Linked DNA regions of Homo sapiens: region 2 is linked to region 1. A link is a loop called in an ENCODE intact Hi-C map of the cell type or tissue named here. Cell type or tissue: lower leg skin. All regions are shown on one strand.

What was found. A loop is a pair of places that touch in the nucleus more often than their neighbours do. Peaks named below come from ENCODE experiments on the same cell type or tissue, not always from the same donor. Only the 100,000 strongest peaks of a DNase experiment are listed, where the experiment ranks them.
Region 2: a loop joins it to region 1, with 16 times the contacts of the local background. A loop is called at or near these places in 1 of 110 quality-filtered maps.

The regions. Positions count from the first base shown.
Region 1 is chr6:69,275,552-69,283,551 of GRCh38, forward strand. The region is part of intron 20 of ADGRB3 (adhesion G protein-coupled receptor B3); the gene reads left to right. Among named protein-coding and RNA genes, the nearest start is that of LMBRD1, 520 kb to the right of the region's middle. In lower leg skin, no CTCF peak of the experiment used is centred here; no DNase peak of the experiment used is centred here.
Region 2 is chr6:69,347,057-69,355,056 of GRCh38, forward strand. It overlaps ADGRB3 (adhesion G protein-coupled receptor B3), which reads left to right. Exons shown (of 32, transcript NM_001704.3): 27 at 7,177-7,272. Among named protein-coding and RNA genes, the nearest start is that of LMBRD1, 450 kb to the right of the region's middle. In lower leg skin, no CTCF peak of the experiment used is centred here; a DNase peak (open chromatin) is centred at 4,288.

The DNA.
Region 1 (8,000 bases):
CATAAAAATACATATTATATAATCATAATATATGATCCAGACACCAGTATAATACACATGCAAAAAAGTCTCCTATAAAATAAATTCAATGATCTGTTATTGCATCATTTTTTAAATATATTTTTGTTATAGAGGACATAATATAAAAAAAAAACATTATATATCAAATAATGCCCAGTACTAGGTATAATTCTAAAAATTTTATTAGACTAGTAGATATTTTCACAGTACATGGGAGTATGTGAAAATACTTACTTATGATAGCCTCTTGAGTGTTTTGAGACTAATGGAATTTCTCTTGAATTTCAAGGGCCAGTTCTTTCTGGAGGAAAGGAGAATCCATCAGATATTTGTTTTTTTAAAAAAGCCATGTCCAAACATACATGCTATAAGGTGGCTCTAGGCCTAGCCATTCTCCTCTTTTCCTTTAATTGCTGCATCTCCATGCAACTAAACATTTACTAAGTTCTTTGGATGTTATTAAATAATAAACTTTTCACTTCATTCAAACTTGGCATAAACTTTGGGCTTTCTCATAAGGTAAAAAATTCAGCAAGACTATAGAAAGAATAATAATGAATTACTTTGGATTGCAAAGAGGATTCTCCTGGAATTCTACAACATCTGGAATTTAGCGTATTTCTGTGAAATGTCTCCATTTATGCTTAGGAAGAGAGAGTGGATACCATCAGGAAGTAGGAAATTTGAACCATGTTAATCACATCCACAAATGACATTTAGTATCCAGATATCAGCAAAAGGCCAAATAGAGAAGAAATTAAAATAAGCAATCTTATGAATTCAGTCTGTGGTCAGGAGACATTCCAAGAAGTTTTTAACAGGAAGCAAATAAACAACCTCTCAAATATAAGTCATTCCATATCTGAATCAATCTAAAATTAAAAATGCTACAGGGCAGGTGGGGAGGAAGGAAATCCCTGCAAGAAAGAAATGATCAAATAAATTCCCATCAAGGTTTTCCACTTTTTGTTTCTTTTTTTAAATACACATTTACAATATGTGAAGTGCTTCTCATTTTGACCTTTTTTTCCCCCGGGCTCAGGAAAGGGCTTTCCAAGGTCTTCATCAGCCACCAGTGGATGATCTCAGGGCTTTTCTGAGAATGAATAAACGAACAGGGTGCAGATAGTGTGAAGTTAGCCCACCTCTCCTTTCCTCCTTTCGTCACTTGCCATTCTGAGTACCTTTTGGCCTTATGGAGCATGCTCCTTTATAGTACAGATGTAAGAGGAAACTTTTTGAGGTGACGGATATGGATATGTTTATGGTGTAGATTGTGGTGATGGTTTCACAGTGTATGCTTATCTCCAAACTCATCAAATTGTATACATTAAATATGTACAGCTTTTTATTTGTCAACCATACCTCCATAAAATGGTTTTTAAAAAAGAACACAAAACCATTACTATAGTCTTTCTTTTTTTTTTTCCTTTTTTTTTTTTTAGATGGAGTCTCGCTCTGTCACCATGCTGGAGTGCAGTGGCGTGATCTCAGCTCACTGCAACCTCTGCCTCCCGGGTTCAAGCGATTCTCCTGCCTCAGCCTCCAAGTAGCTGGGATTACAGGCACGAGCCACCATGCCCAGCTAATATTTGTATTTTTAGTACAGACGGAGTTTCAACATGTTGGTCAGGCTGGTCTTGAACTCCTGACCTTGTGATTTGCCCACCTCAGCCTCCCAAAGTGCTGGGATTACAGGTGTGAGCCATGGCGCCTGGCCCACTCTAGTCTTTCTTAAGCCTCTACTCCATCTCTTCACTTAAAAATTGACTTTTTGCAATGTGGCTCTACACTAGTCAACACCATTTCTCTCATGGGTAGCATGACCTGCTGCTCTGCATTTCATATGTATCCAGCAGAAACACAATGTGGTACACTGGTAAATACAGGACACCAGATTGCATAAAGTCACCAGGGAGTTGGCACACCCTAAGGAGATCCCATCGATTTGTAGAGTCAGCACTCCCAAAGGACTTCAGAAGGTGTGCAGCTGTCATCTCAGTTGCCACAATGTCAGCTTTCAGGTGGCATCATTGGCTGCATTTTAGAGTTATGATCTGCTGCTATGGATTTCTATAGAGCTAATGCTTCTCCCACCTCCAATTATTATTTGTATTATCATTATTGTTGTTATTATTAAGAAAAAAGAGAAATGGCGATTAAGAACACAAGCCCAGTAGTATAGTTCCCTGACTCCACCACTTGCCCACAGACTTTGGGAAAATTACTTGGTCACTCTTGCTTTAGTTTCAGAATCTGTAAAATGATAATAGTACCCACCTTATAGTCTTGTTGTAAGTATTAAATGATATACTACAAGTGAAATGCTTTGAAAAGTATCTGGCACATGGTAAGAACTTAAAAGATATTAACTATTATTATTGTTACTGCTATTTCATTACTGCACTCTATACCGTGAATAGTGTTCTGAGCTTGGAAACACTTGCACTTGTTTATACTAATATTCTCCTTTGCACATAAGGTGCTTTTCTTCTTATTGATTCTTTCTGAACATGCCTTTGAGGGAAAATATTTCTTCAAATAATAGGGCTTTGAGATGCAAAATTCATACTTATAGGATTCCAGTGTCTATGCACACAGAGATACACTTAGTGATCTTTAGCATTTTCAATACAACAAGGCATCTTGGAAAAAAAGTTTTAATCTTTTCACACAATAAAAGTATTCATACATTCTGATCGTTGTTTTCATGAGAAAGCAAGAAACACTTTGCCATAACTTCATCCTCCCTTCATCAAGACATTAAAAAATGTTAATTATAAGATAACTTAATTCAGTGAGCCCTGATAACTCCTTATGATGCGTAACAGCAGTATATTAGGGGTGAATTAATTCAATATGACAATTGAGATATTAGTATTCCTCTGTTATCTTGTACATTATTCCCCCCCATTGTTTATGATATTTTCATCTCTTCATATTGCCCAATGTGTATTTTTATGAATAGCATTGATAGCTAACCTAAGCATAATTTCAACAAATTCTATATTAACCCTTTTGAACCTGTGACTCTTTTGGACTTAAGACATTACAAGCATGTTCAGGCAAAAATCAGTGAACATTTATTCATTGTTTGCTGTAAGAACCAGAGCAGTGTCCTGGTGAAGACCATGGGTTCCAGGTTCAACTTCCTGACTCTATGCTTTTCTATCCTTTCTGATTTGGTCTCAGTTTTGTTTTTGTTTTTGTTTTCTGTAAATTGGGAGTAATAATATTGTCTTAGAAGGTTATTCTGAGAATTAAAGATAATACAAAATATACATAACCAATACCTGGCATAGAGGAACATGATCACTATATTTAAACTATCATTAATATCATATTTAGATATTAAAACCATGTAAGAAAATTCATGGAATACTTGAAAATGAAAGCTTTAAAAAAAGTTTTGATCTTTGCATTCCTATAACAAGAATTCTGTTTCAAGAATTCACTTCTCACTTCCTCAACACCTCATATGGCATATTAAATACATATGTATATATATATATATATATATATATATATATATATATATATATATATATGCTCCTCAACTTATGATGGGGTGATGTCCCAATAAACACATTGTAAGCTGAAAAGATCCTAAGTCAAAAATGCATTTAATACACTTAACCTACTGAACATCATAGCTTAACCTAGCCTACCTTAAACGTGCTAAGAACACTTACATTAGTCTACACTTGAGTAAGATCATCTGGCAACACAGTGCACTACGGAGTATCAGTTGTGATCATGTGGCTGACTGGAAGCTGCAGCTCACTCTTGTTGCCCAGAATGGTGGGAGCATTCCATTTTCTACCCAACATGTATTGTTTTCACACCATCGTAAAGGCGAAAATTTGTTAGTCAAGAATGCTGTGTGTGTGTGTGTGTGTGTGTATTTACCTAGCTATTTCTTAAGTAATGATGCTTTCTTGCCTACATTTAAAATTTTACTTCAGTTGATTCTGCACTATCAGACTGTAATTATACATATATATATTTGTACTCTCTAGAATAACTATTTTTGAAATTTTTGAGAAATATGCTTCATCCTGACATTACCATTGTCAAGATTAATACCTGTTGGCCTAACCAATCCACATAAAATGTAGACCTCTTTTGGCCTGATATGCCTGATTTCTAAGCCTATAGAATCCAGCCCGTTAATGAGAGATGCTAGGTTTGTCCTCAGCCTAGAAATTAAGGAGGGAGATACTGGGAGGACCGAGGAAAAACCTGTTCACTTGTATGAAACTGAAACTACCCTCACATTTCATCTTTTTATACTAGGTAGCCAGTACTCCTTCTTGGTATCTTGTCTGTCTAACAAAAACCTCCAACAAGAAAAAAAAATGTATTAGAGAAAAGCCTCCTACTGCTTTCAGCTGCTGTAGTCAGTCATAGGCCTCCCACGGTTGTGAGGCGTCTGCGCTCCTGTTTTCTGGCTGGGCTCCCTAGTCATCGGCAGGAGCTACATTCCTCAAAAGAGAGCTGACAGCCAGAGCAAGGAGGAAGGGAAAGAAACTGAGACTTGCAAAAATATATGTTTCTGGTTTTCAAAGTTTGCTCTCTATTCTGCTGTATGCAGGAGAATATTCCTCATTATAATGGAAGCCCAAGGCCAGATGGCCTGTGGAAGTCAGTGGACAAAGCCACAAGGCACTCGGGACTTGTGGCTATCAAGTTTTAAATCATCCCCTCATCTCACGAGGTAGAACTGACCTGCGTCCCATTTGTCACCCCCAACCTATTGTGGAACCTGTCTCACTGCCCTACATATATTTGATTTCAGTCTGTGTCTTCCTGAGAGGCAGTATTATATTGTGGTTGAAAGCAAAGACACCAGCCTAAGACTGCCGAGTTTTGAATTCTGGCTCCATCATTTCTTATCTGTGTGACCTCGGGCAAGTGTTTTAACTTCTCTGTGCCCCATTAGACTTATACATATAAAGGGAATAATAGTAATAAATAGATAATAATAAATCTACTTCACGGCAATATTGTGAAGATTAAATGAGTTAATGTATGTGAAGCACTTAGAAGAAAGCCTGATACAAACATAGCAAGTGCCATCCAAATATTTTCTTTTATTTCTTAGGAGTAGGGAACAGGTTTTAATCAATTTTTCTAATTCCAAAACCTCAGCACAATGCCTGGCACACAATATGTAACCCAGTTCTCAAAGACAAAGCTATCCTGTAGCTCTAAACAGTAAACACCTCAGGCAGGCTTTAATGGCAAAGCAAAATTACATGCTTCTGTAACTACAAAAAAATATATATATATATGTAAGGAACATAATACAAAAGAAAAAAGAAAATACCTAATTCGCTGTAACAGGAAACAGAATCTCATTAGGATCTGCTTTCTATCAAACTAAAATGTCCTAGTAACCAGTCTTTCAGAATCCCCTCCTGAAATACAGCAGCAGGCCAATTAATTAGTATGAAAGCTTAGTCAAAAGGACAATACTACCTGGAGAACTAAGCAATTCAGGCAGCCTCACAGCATTTAATTGAGCCACAGACCATAGAACAACTTTGTTTGGTAATTTAGAGCATACATTTCCACTGGAGCATGTTTTCTGATTCAGGTCTTCTTTGTGGTTGCTTTTCTGCTGGTCAAATGTGTCCTGAAAGAGTGGTGAAAACATCCTCTGCCCACACAGTGGGTACAACAGGGATAGACTATCAGGCTCTTGCCCACATTTATTAGAAAATTTGAGCCTATCTTCAGACACAAATACTGATTCATAGAACATTAGTGTTTCTACTCATTTTCCAGGAAACATTCAATAGACTAAGTAGGAAGCTGGAGGAGGGAAACCTTTGGTGTTCTGAGAGACCCTTAAACAATTTGACACCCAATCTGAATGTAATGCTGCTCATAGAAACCCAACATAGCAGAGATGAGCCATATTACAGAGCAGTTGCCCCTCTTTCTGCAAATTCTAGAGGCCTGGCTCTGGTGGATCAGGAGGGTCTAAGCTTTTAGCCCATCTGCACCTGCTGCACCTCAGCCTACATTGCTCTAAGTTCTCTCAAATATGAATCCCACATGGTACTGGCAAAACTGCTCTGGATTAGAGCACAGTCCATCCTGCCAAGATTCTGGAGGGATTAGTTAAGTGAGGCCATGGAGAAGGATTCCTTTGGGGAGAATCCACTCTTTCAGAAAAACACAAAAGCATTACTCTGTGTTGGGTGCCAATTGAAATTACATAATAGATAGCTATGACAAGGAATTAAGTAAAATTCATTAAACTCAGCACAGTATATCATAACACTGGAGGGAAAAGTAAATCCCTGATGTCCAGGCTAAACTAGCTTTTTTCAGAATTTATTGTCATCCTGATTTGGGCATGTCAGTGGGAAAGGGAAAGACTAAAGCATCACTGGGGTATCTCTCAAGGTAATTGACTACCTTGCAGGCTCATAAAGATAAAAGTCTGGCTCGCATTGTGCTCTCACCAAAGGGCTGCCATGCGTACCAGGAGCTCAGAATGAAAAGGTGTTCCCCTCCCAGTCTCTCAGGGGGTTTTGCTTCCACATCCCACTCTGTTTTCTCAAGAGCAATGTCTCCAAATGAGAATCATTTGGCAAATAAAATGAATATCAGGATTTGAACGTCTGATTTTAAAAGCTGCTTACATAGAAATCCACCCACCGTTTTGAAAAGGCATAAGATGCTTGAGGCTTATTCCCAGAACTAAATGATGAGATGGGCTTTGTGAGACTAAAAGGATAACAGACACCAAATAAAAAAAGCAGTACAAAAATGCCCCAACCTATGTATAGCCACCAGTTCATAAAAATATTTTTTTAAAAGAGAGACAAATTTAATGAAGGCACGGGAGAGTCTAAATTACTTTTGTCAAAAGTGAATTGAAATATACTTAGGTCACTCCATCTAAGTAATATGATTCTTCAGAATTTGATTTTTAAAAATTCTCAGTTTCATAAAGTACTTATAGGACTTATGTCAAAGTTATAAGGAGTTTGTTGTTTCGTTTGTTTTTTTATTAAGGACAGGTGGTGATGTTGGAAAATATGTAAAATGATTAATAATGAAACTACTGAGGCTTAAGCTAACCAATATTTATTGGGTGACTATAAGCTTCTTAGAACAAAACGTGAATCTATGGGGTGGGAACATGCATAACAAGTATATTACACATTAAATCAATACTCGTAAATCACTAGGTACCATGTAAGAATTATAACAAATGAGCATAGAATAATTTCTGCCTTTAAGTAGCTTAAAATATAGAAAGACAGTCATGTTATCATACAAAGCTTGATAAGATACCTGAAAGTCAGGAGGTTCTGTTAAAATTCTATGAGAGTAGAAGTAGGAGTGTGAGAATAGATCAAGGACATTTGAGCTAGCATAGACAGGATGGATAGAAAATAAAAGAGATGGGCCATGAGGAAGTGAACTAATGAGAAGGCAAAGGTGCAAAGGAAAAAACCCAAAGAATTTACAGAATGATTGTGAGCAGTCCAGTGGCTGCTCCAAGCTCAGGATGTCAGAAGTGGAATAAAAGAAGATAAGCCTGGAAAAATAATTGGAATTTTATTCTCTAGGAAATTGCCAAGGGGACTGGGAGATATATTAAAAGATATTTGTTTTTGCTTCTGTTTTGTAACAGGGTAGTGACACAATTAGAAAATGCTTTGGGGAAGAGATTAGATTGTAATGAAAATGAAGTAAGACTGATATGCCCATGATACCCCAGAGAGCAGCCCAGACCTGGGGCCTGCAGACAATTTCATGCTTCACCCTTTTTCTCAAGGATTGGAGAGGGAGCTCCTGCCTCCCAGCTGATCTTTTAACAGTTGCCATATTTTTGGGTAGAGGCCTTTCCACTCTTGGATAGGGGAAGACTGGGCTTCTTCACTCCACCAGGCAAGACTTCCCAGAGGAGTTAGACATTGCTTTGGCTCCTTGTGCTGGGATCTGTATTCAAATTG
Region 2 (8,000 bases), 72 kb after region 1:
GGGACATGGATGAAGCTGGAAACCATCATTCTCAGCGAACTAACACAGGGACTGAAAACCAAACACTGCACGTTCTCATTCATAAGTGGGAGTTGAACAATGAGAACACATGGACACAGGGAGGGGAGCATCACACACCAGGGCCTGTCGGGAGGTGGGGGCCTAGGGGAGGGATAGCATTAGGAGAAATACCTAATGTAGATGATGGGTTGATGGGTGCAGCAAACCACCATGGCACATGTATACCTATGTAACAAACCTGCACGTTCTGCACAGTTATCCCAAAACTTAAATTATAATAATAATAAATAAAAGAATTAAGCAAGGTGGGAGTTGGTTGCTAAAAGCTTTATCCTTGTCAGCCTGATTGAAAGTTCAAAAAGAAACACATTTCAGATTTTTTTGTTGTTTCATTTGTAATAAAATAGGATGTGGGGCCAGGCACAGTGGCTCATGCCTGTAATCCTAGCACTTTTTTTGGGAGCCAAGATGGGAGGATTGCTTGAGGCCTGGACTTTTAGACCAGCCTGGGCAACACAGTGAGACCCACATCTCTACAAAAAAAAATTTAAAAAACATTTAGCCAGGTGTGGTGGTGTGCACCTGTATTACCAGCTATTCAGGAGGAGAAGGTAGTAGGGTTGTTTGAGCTCAGGAGGTCAAGACTGCAGTGAGCCATGATTGAGCCACTGCACTCTAGCCTGGGTGACAGAGTGAGGCCTCATCTCTAAAAAGAAAAAAAAAATAGAATGCAGTACCTTGAAATGGGATAATGTCTGCAGGTATAAAAATAAACCTGGATTTTACCAAAACAGAGAATGAGGCGCACAAAACTGCTTTTAAATAAGAGCATGGGCATCACACAGGCAAGGACAATATGCTCATATTCTTATATACCTTTCCAAGAATTCACCAACCTCATTTGACCCAAAAGTCATCCCACTTCTTAGGCAGGGAAATGTAAATTCTAATTCTCCTTCCAGATTAACCTTTCCTGACTTAGCAAAATTGCTATTATATTATGAATATTTACATCAGTCTTGATTTTCACACATGGTTCTCCTAGTCCATGCAGAGATTTAAGGGGTTAACAAGAGTATGAAATAAGATGGGTGAGATGACATCAGTAAAAAAGCTCAGACAGAGAGTTTGTAACAGAAATTGACAAACTCTGTCATGCCTGCCGTTAACATCAAACCATTGCTTGCTGTTACCCACAGCTCTTCTGCAGGATCCTCACACTGCCGTCCCAGCTGTTCCCTACTCTGGGTAGCAGCATGGTGCTTCTGTCTCTAGTCAAGAAGAGTAGGCTGGGCACAGTGGCTCACGCCTGCAATCCCAGCACTTTGGGAGGCTGAGGCGGGTGGATCACCTGAGATCAGGAGTTCAAGACCAGCCTGGCCAACATGGTGAAACCCTGTCTTTACTAAAAAATGCAAAAAAAAAAAAAAAAAAAATTAGCCGGGCATGGTGGCAGGCGCCTGTAGTCCCAGCTACTCATGAGGCTGTGGCAGAGAATCACTTGAACCCAGGAGGTGGAGGTTGCAGTGAGCTGAGATTGTGCCACTGCACTCCAGCCTGCATGACAGAGCAAGACTCTGCCAAAAAAAAAAAAGAAGAAGAGTAGGTGGACACAGACATGTGGATATGTGGATGGACAAATTTCACCTTTCTCTCCTTGCCACTCCTAGATTGTCCTTGCAATATTGTTAAACTAATAACTGGAGGTTCAATATGTCTTAAATAAAGGTTCAAACTGAAAACTTATTAACTCATGTCTTATTTTTTATCTAAATCATAAAAGGTTGGAAATTATGGTACAGCCACTCAATTTCTGACCAGTTGGAGATAATTGTTTTGGTTTATTCCTTCACTTAAACTATCTTATGCTTTGTTCAGTAAGACAATAGAGTGGTACATTGGAATGAAGACTAGCTTTCAAGTCAAGTGACCTGATTCCATTCCCAGCTCTGCTACTTGTTATTTTTATGATCTTGAGCAAGTTACTTAAGCTCTCTAAGCTTCAAGGTCCTCTTCTGTGACACTGAAATAATGTCTGCCACAAAGGGGATGGCATGAGGCTGAAATGAAATATCACCTGAGAAGGCATGGGATCCTGGTGTATGACACATAATGTCCCTTTCCTTCCTTTCTATTCTCATGCTGAAGAAATGCTGCTACATATTTTTCAGATCATGGACATGACATATAATTTAGAGAAGCTTATATGACCTCCTCAAACTGATATAAAAAGTAATTTGAAGGTAAAGAGGTATAACAATTTTAGAGATTAAGTGATAGATCCTTTAGATATTAAGGGATTCTAATAGAAAGTCATTGGGACTGAAATTTGCATCTGGAATGCATCTTTTTCTTTCATTGTATAGTAAATGGCAGATTTTCACTTTTTGTTTATTGACTTTGCTATCAGCAAAGTCATTTAATATATTAATAATGTGAAGTCACTCATAATTCATTCATGTCAATTGTCATATCAACTATCATAATACATATGAAATTGAAAAGTCTTTCATTTCATAATTAGATTGTATAGAATTTAATGATTATGAAAAGCTGAGCTGTTTGTTAAAATATGAAACAATGGTAGAAATGAGATTCAAAAAATAAAAGGCCACATAAGAAACTCTTCTCCCCCGAAGGAAAAATTACAAATAATTACAAGAATGTAACTTTACTTATTTTCCTGGCTTAGAATGATCCTCTTGAATAGGAAATCAAGAAGAATTACTGTAGGTAAAACTGTCTTCTTAAAAGTGAAGATTCAGGGTCTGATTTGCTCAGTAGCTAAATACAGAGCCCGTTTCAAACTGTGGAGCTCTTTCCTGTGAGGTTTGTCTGAATTGCAACACTGCCAAACATCGCTCGGTGCTCTTCCCTAGCAGTCTCTAACTCTGGCACCAGCTTCCACAATGACGCGCTACCAGCTGCCTTCAGAGCGAAGACCAGTCCAGAAGCTCTCAGCCTGCTGCTGTTGATATAAAGTGAATCCCTCTCCTGGTTCAGAAGACAAGAGCGAGACACACCCCTGCAAACCTCTTTGAACTCATGTCTCATCCAAAAATCCATCAGCATTTATAGCTTTTTCAGGAGTTTTTAGAGCAACCCCCAGCAGGAGCCAGTCAAAATAACTTTGGAAGTGCATGGTTAGATTCTTTTCAGGAGACAACCTTGATAGCTTATTGTTTTTTCTTCACCTTATTGTGTGATGTTTCTCGCCATTCTTTTTTTTTTTCATTTTACAACATGCCATTAGATTGCCTTAAAGTCTCCTAAATATCCCAATATTAGTTACATATCTGTTCCTTGCTACTCCTGCAGATATTTGACCCTCTGCCTATCAATTCAGGTGAAAGATCTATTACAGATTATTATAAAAAGAAAAAATTTGAAGTCTAGATTTTAACTGTGCCATAATTTATCTTAAATATTAAATTGTTTCCTATAGGTTTAGTAAAAAAATTGCATTTACTGGTATCAAGTAATTTTTTTAATGTTAATTTCACAAGAACTCAAAGATGCAATGATTTTAATATCTAATAAATCTTAAATTTAGTTGTTACCTAAAATAAGTGATTTTCCAAATGGTAAGTCAAAGAATAATATTATTGCCAGGCATTAGAAATATGACTGTTGGCACAGAATATTTTAATATTCTGGTTGAGAAAGCAAGATCTAGAATCTGTCTTATTTTATTTTATTTTTTTTATTTTTTGCGTTTTCTGCTTGTTTGAAACATAGACTTGCTTTTTACAAAAACTCAATTATTCTTCATCAGCACAATTCACATCAATTCACCAAAATCAAGTCTCTCTTAGTTTACCAGATACAAAATTCAATTAATTATCCAAACACGTTCAAATAGCTGTGAATGCGTTTTCCAGATACCATCTTGCCTGAAGTATTCTATTCTGTGATAAGAAATGTGCACTATGAAATCTAATCTAATCATTCTTTCCTGACAGTGTTGGACAAATATTTAAGACTAATATAGACTAATTCATCCAGATTCCCTAGATACTTTTTTTTTTTTTTTGAGACATAGTCTTGCTCTTGTCACCCAGGCTGGAGTACAATGGCACAATCTCGGCTCACTGCAACCTTCGCCTCCCGAGTTCAAGCAATTCTCCTCCCTCAGCCCCCAGGTAGCTGGGATTACAGGCACCTGCCACCACGCCCTGCTAATTTTTGTATTTTTTTAGTAGAGATGGGGTTTTGCCATGTTCGCCAGGCTGGTCTCGAACTCCTGACCTCATGTTCCGCCCGCCTTGCCTCCCAAAGTGCTGGAATTGCAGGCATGAGCCACCACGCCCTGCCCCCAGATACGTTTTTAAGATTAAAAAAATAAATAAAATGGAGCATTTAGAATAAAGTAGAATTTCTTATGCAAATCTTTCTAAATTAGAGGTATCAGAGGCACTAAAAGTGTCAGAGAATCTAGCACTTAAATTGTGACATATGACCATTAAAATGACCTTGAATTTACTGGAGAATATTTATTCTTTTTTGATTTATATTTCTTCTGAATAGCATTTAATGATTCATGAAGCTGACATCATCATTCAGTGTAGAAATGCCCTTAATCTATTGTCCCATTTGGGAGTTTGGTAGTGAAAGGTATTGATTTTATATGTGTGTGTGTTCTGAAAAGACGTGGATTTCTTTTACATCTCCTTCAAGCAACTAAGAGTTGATTTTGAAAAGAAACCTACAAAAATTGTATTTCCATATTTCATAGTCAGCCAAAAATATTGGTAACTATGCTTTGAAGGTCTGAAAATTGGGAGTGGTTAGCAAGGACCATTCAAATTAATCTTTGGTATTGCCAAAATATTTCTCATTTTATATATGCTGACCTAGAAATATGTCTGATAGAAATCTTCATGAGACAAGCTCCCAGAAGGCACCATTGCTAACACAGTTTATCTTCCTTTGTAAAATGTCTTTCTTTAATAGTTGCCTTGAGGTGCAAACAGAAAGTTAATATGTACCTATTTTTCTGACATTGGTTTCTAGGATTTTTTTTCTAAAAACAGATATACTTTCTTAATGGTTTCCCCAAATCAAGTGTCTGCATAATAGAAAAAGTAATGATCTGACAAAGACTCATTACCAATTTTCGATTACTAATGTCTCTCTTTAGAACATACAACAACTTCTTAATCTAAAAAGGAGGAGCTTGAAAGCCTTCACATCTGAAAAATCTAATTTTATCCCAGTTGTGTCTCCTTTACCAGGAAAAGCTAGATTATTTAGTTATAAATATTTATTCAGTTCTTCAGGAAAAGATGATCAGACTAGATTTCACTACGTCTGTACTTAACTGATGTGTTTGAAAAAGGAAATAAGAAATTACCTTGCTTGGTATCAGGTAATGCATTCTTTTTCAAAGAAATTCTAAATTTAGAAATATTAGAGTAATAGAATGGAAGACAGGTCAGAGAACACTGAGTCTATCCCCATTCCTTTACTTCACAGACATTATGGCCACATCAGTAGGATTAGGACCGGAGGTGGAGAAATAGAAGTGGACAGAGGTCTCATTATTGGGCCAGTTGGCCAGTCTTTGGTTGTGATTAGACTTAGTGTCAGTTTCCAAATCCTGCAATGTGGCAATTTAGGAGAGAGGCTACTAATGACTATGAAATGAGTGAGAGGACAAGGAGGAAGCTAAAAACAATGTAATAGGCTCAGTTTTGTTTTGTTTTGTTTTGTTTCCTGGCCAACAGGTATATTATGAATATCTCACATCAAAATGGTGACAAGAGATCTTATATCACTGCTTCTCAAAAGTGAAAATCTCTATATGTTAACCTTATTAGTCCCTATAATGATGCATCAGTAAAATAGGGAAAACATCATCTATGATTTGTTTTTTAATCCAATAAAACAGAGTGTAATAAACAAGAAAGGGAAAGTCAATAATATGAAGTTAGAAAAACAAAGTAGTGAAATGACATTGACATTGACTTGGAATAAGTAGCTACTTGGAAAGATGTCCATCAACAGCTCGTGGGGAGCTTGATGAACCTCTGGAAGTGGAAAGAACAGGCTGATGCTGAGACACTGTAAGAACAGAATAACTATCAATTGCTTTTTGTGTTTGTTACTCAGCTATTCATGTTCCTTGACTTGTTTTTTAACAAAAGAATTAATGTAATGTTCTTAGAACTTTCGTGAGATGTGTTTGTTCTTTCTTCAGAATTTGATTATAAATGGATATTTGGATATTAAGGAAGTTTGGCTTTGCAAAGTGACTTTATTGGCAAGTCAGTCCACCAGAAGTAGTGCTGTTTTGTTTCCCTTTTGTTTCATTATGTTTTGTTTTAAATCAGGGCACATAGTACTTGAAGGGAGACAAGAGATAGTCTACTCAAAGATTTCTTACATGAGACATAAAAAGAAACATCCCAAATCAATTTCAGTCAAAAGATCATTGAATAATCTCATTTTTCGTAATATTTAAAGCTGTTATGAAGATAATGCCATAGCAAATAGTAAATCTCCCTTAAAAGACACACATATTACGTACAACAGTGGAATAAATCTGCCTTCTGGCAAGAATTATTAGTGTTGAGCCAGATATAGCTATTTTGATAGCTAAGGAGTTCCCAGCACTTCCCTCTATAGGTTATGGCAAGCAATAAATTTCCTTGGCATACAGCAAAAGTCCAGGTACACCAGCATTTGTATTAAAAAGTAAACAAGGCAGGGCACGGTGGCTCATGCCTGTAATCCCAGCACTTTGAGGGGCCGAGGTGGGCAGATCACCTGAGGTCAGAAGTTCGAGACCAGCCTGACCAACATGGAGAAACCCCATCTCTACTAAAAATACAATATTAGTCGGGCGTGGTGGTGCATGCCTGTAATCCCAGCTACTTGAGAGGCTGAGGCAGGAAAATCACTTGAACCTGGGAAGCGGAGGTTGCAGTGAGGCAGGATCGCACCATTGCACTCCAGCCTGGGCAACAAGAGTGAAATTCCATCTCAAAAAATAATAGTAGTAATAATAATAAGTTTTTTTAAAAAGAAGTAAACAAAATCAGTATAAGATAGTAAAATCAGTGATAACCACTGCCTCAGAGCTGATTGCCAAGATAGACAGTATCTTGTCATTATTAAGAGAGAAGAAAATTAATGTGTTCCCCCTCCCCACAGGTTCAGGATGCATTTAGATGCCGATTGAGAAACTGTCAGGATCCCATCAATGCAGATTCTTCGAGTTCGTTTCCTAATGGGCATGCTCAAATCATGGTGAGTTTTTATTTTTCCCCGATTGTTAATTAACTCATGATTTCTCAAGGGAATAAAAGAAATCCTTATGAGTAAAATAGTGTAAAATTTTCATTTTGATTGACTTTGGCTTCAGTTCATTAATAGACTGTGAACTCTGGTACCACAGAAGTATTATTTCCAGATGGCTTCAGAGTCCAGGACATGTTGTTGGCTCCCTGGGGTGTTGAGTGTGGGAGTCCTATGCAACACTGTGAAGTATGTTCCTCCTTGCGTAGAATTAGGGCTAATGATTTATGCATAGGATCATGTGGATGTCTTTTACAGATCAGAACACTATGAACCTGCACTTCTAGTCTTAAAGCAGTGGTTCTTGGCCTTAGTGAAACATTGGAATCATCAGGGGAGCTACACCACAGACCAATTAAAATCAAAATATTGGGAGTAGGACCTAGGTATTGGTGATTCCAGTATGCAGCCTAAGATGAGAACCACTGTTCTAAAGTGTAAGGAGTAGCCACTCTTTTAGTGAAAGACCAGTTATTGTACATGAGCTCTGGTTATTATTGGAATCAAAGTGTACTTTAGGTATAACCACTTTGATGTATTTTAGAAATAAGATGAGATTTAAACTCTGTCATTTAAAGCAGGAATTAAATAGGACAGTTTTACTTTTACAGTATATTCAATTTATTATTAACTTTTTTGAACTAGGCAACAATAATAAACTAGATGATACATTAGTAACT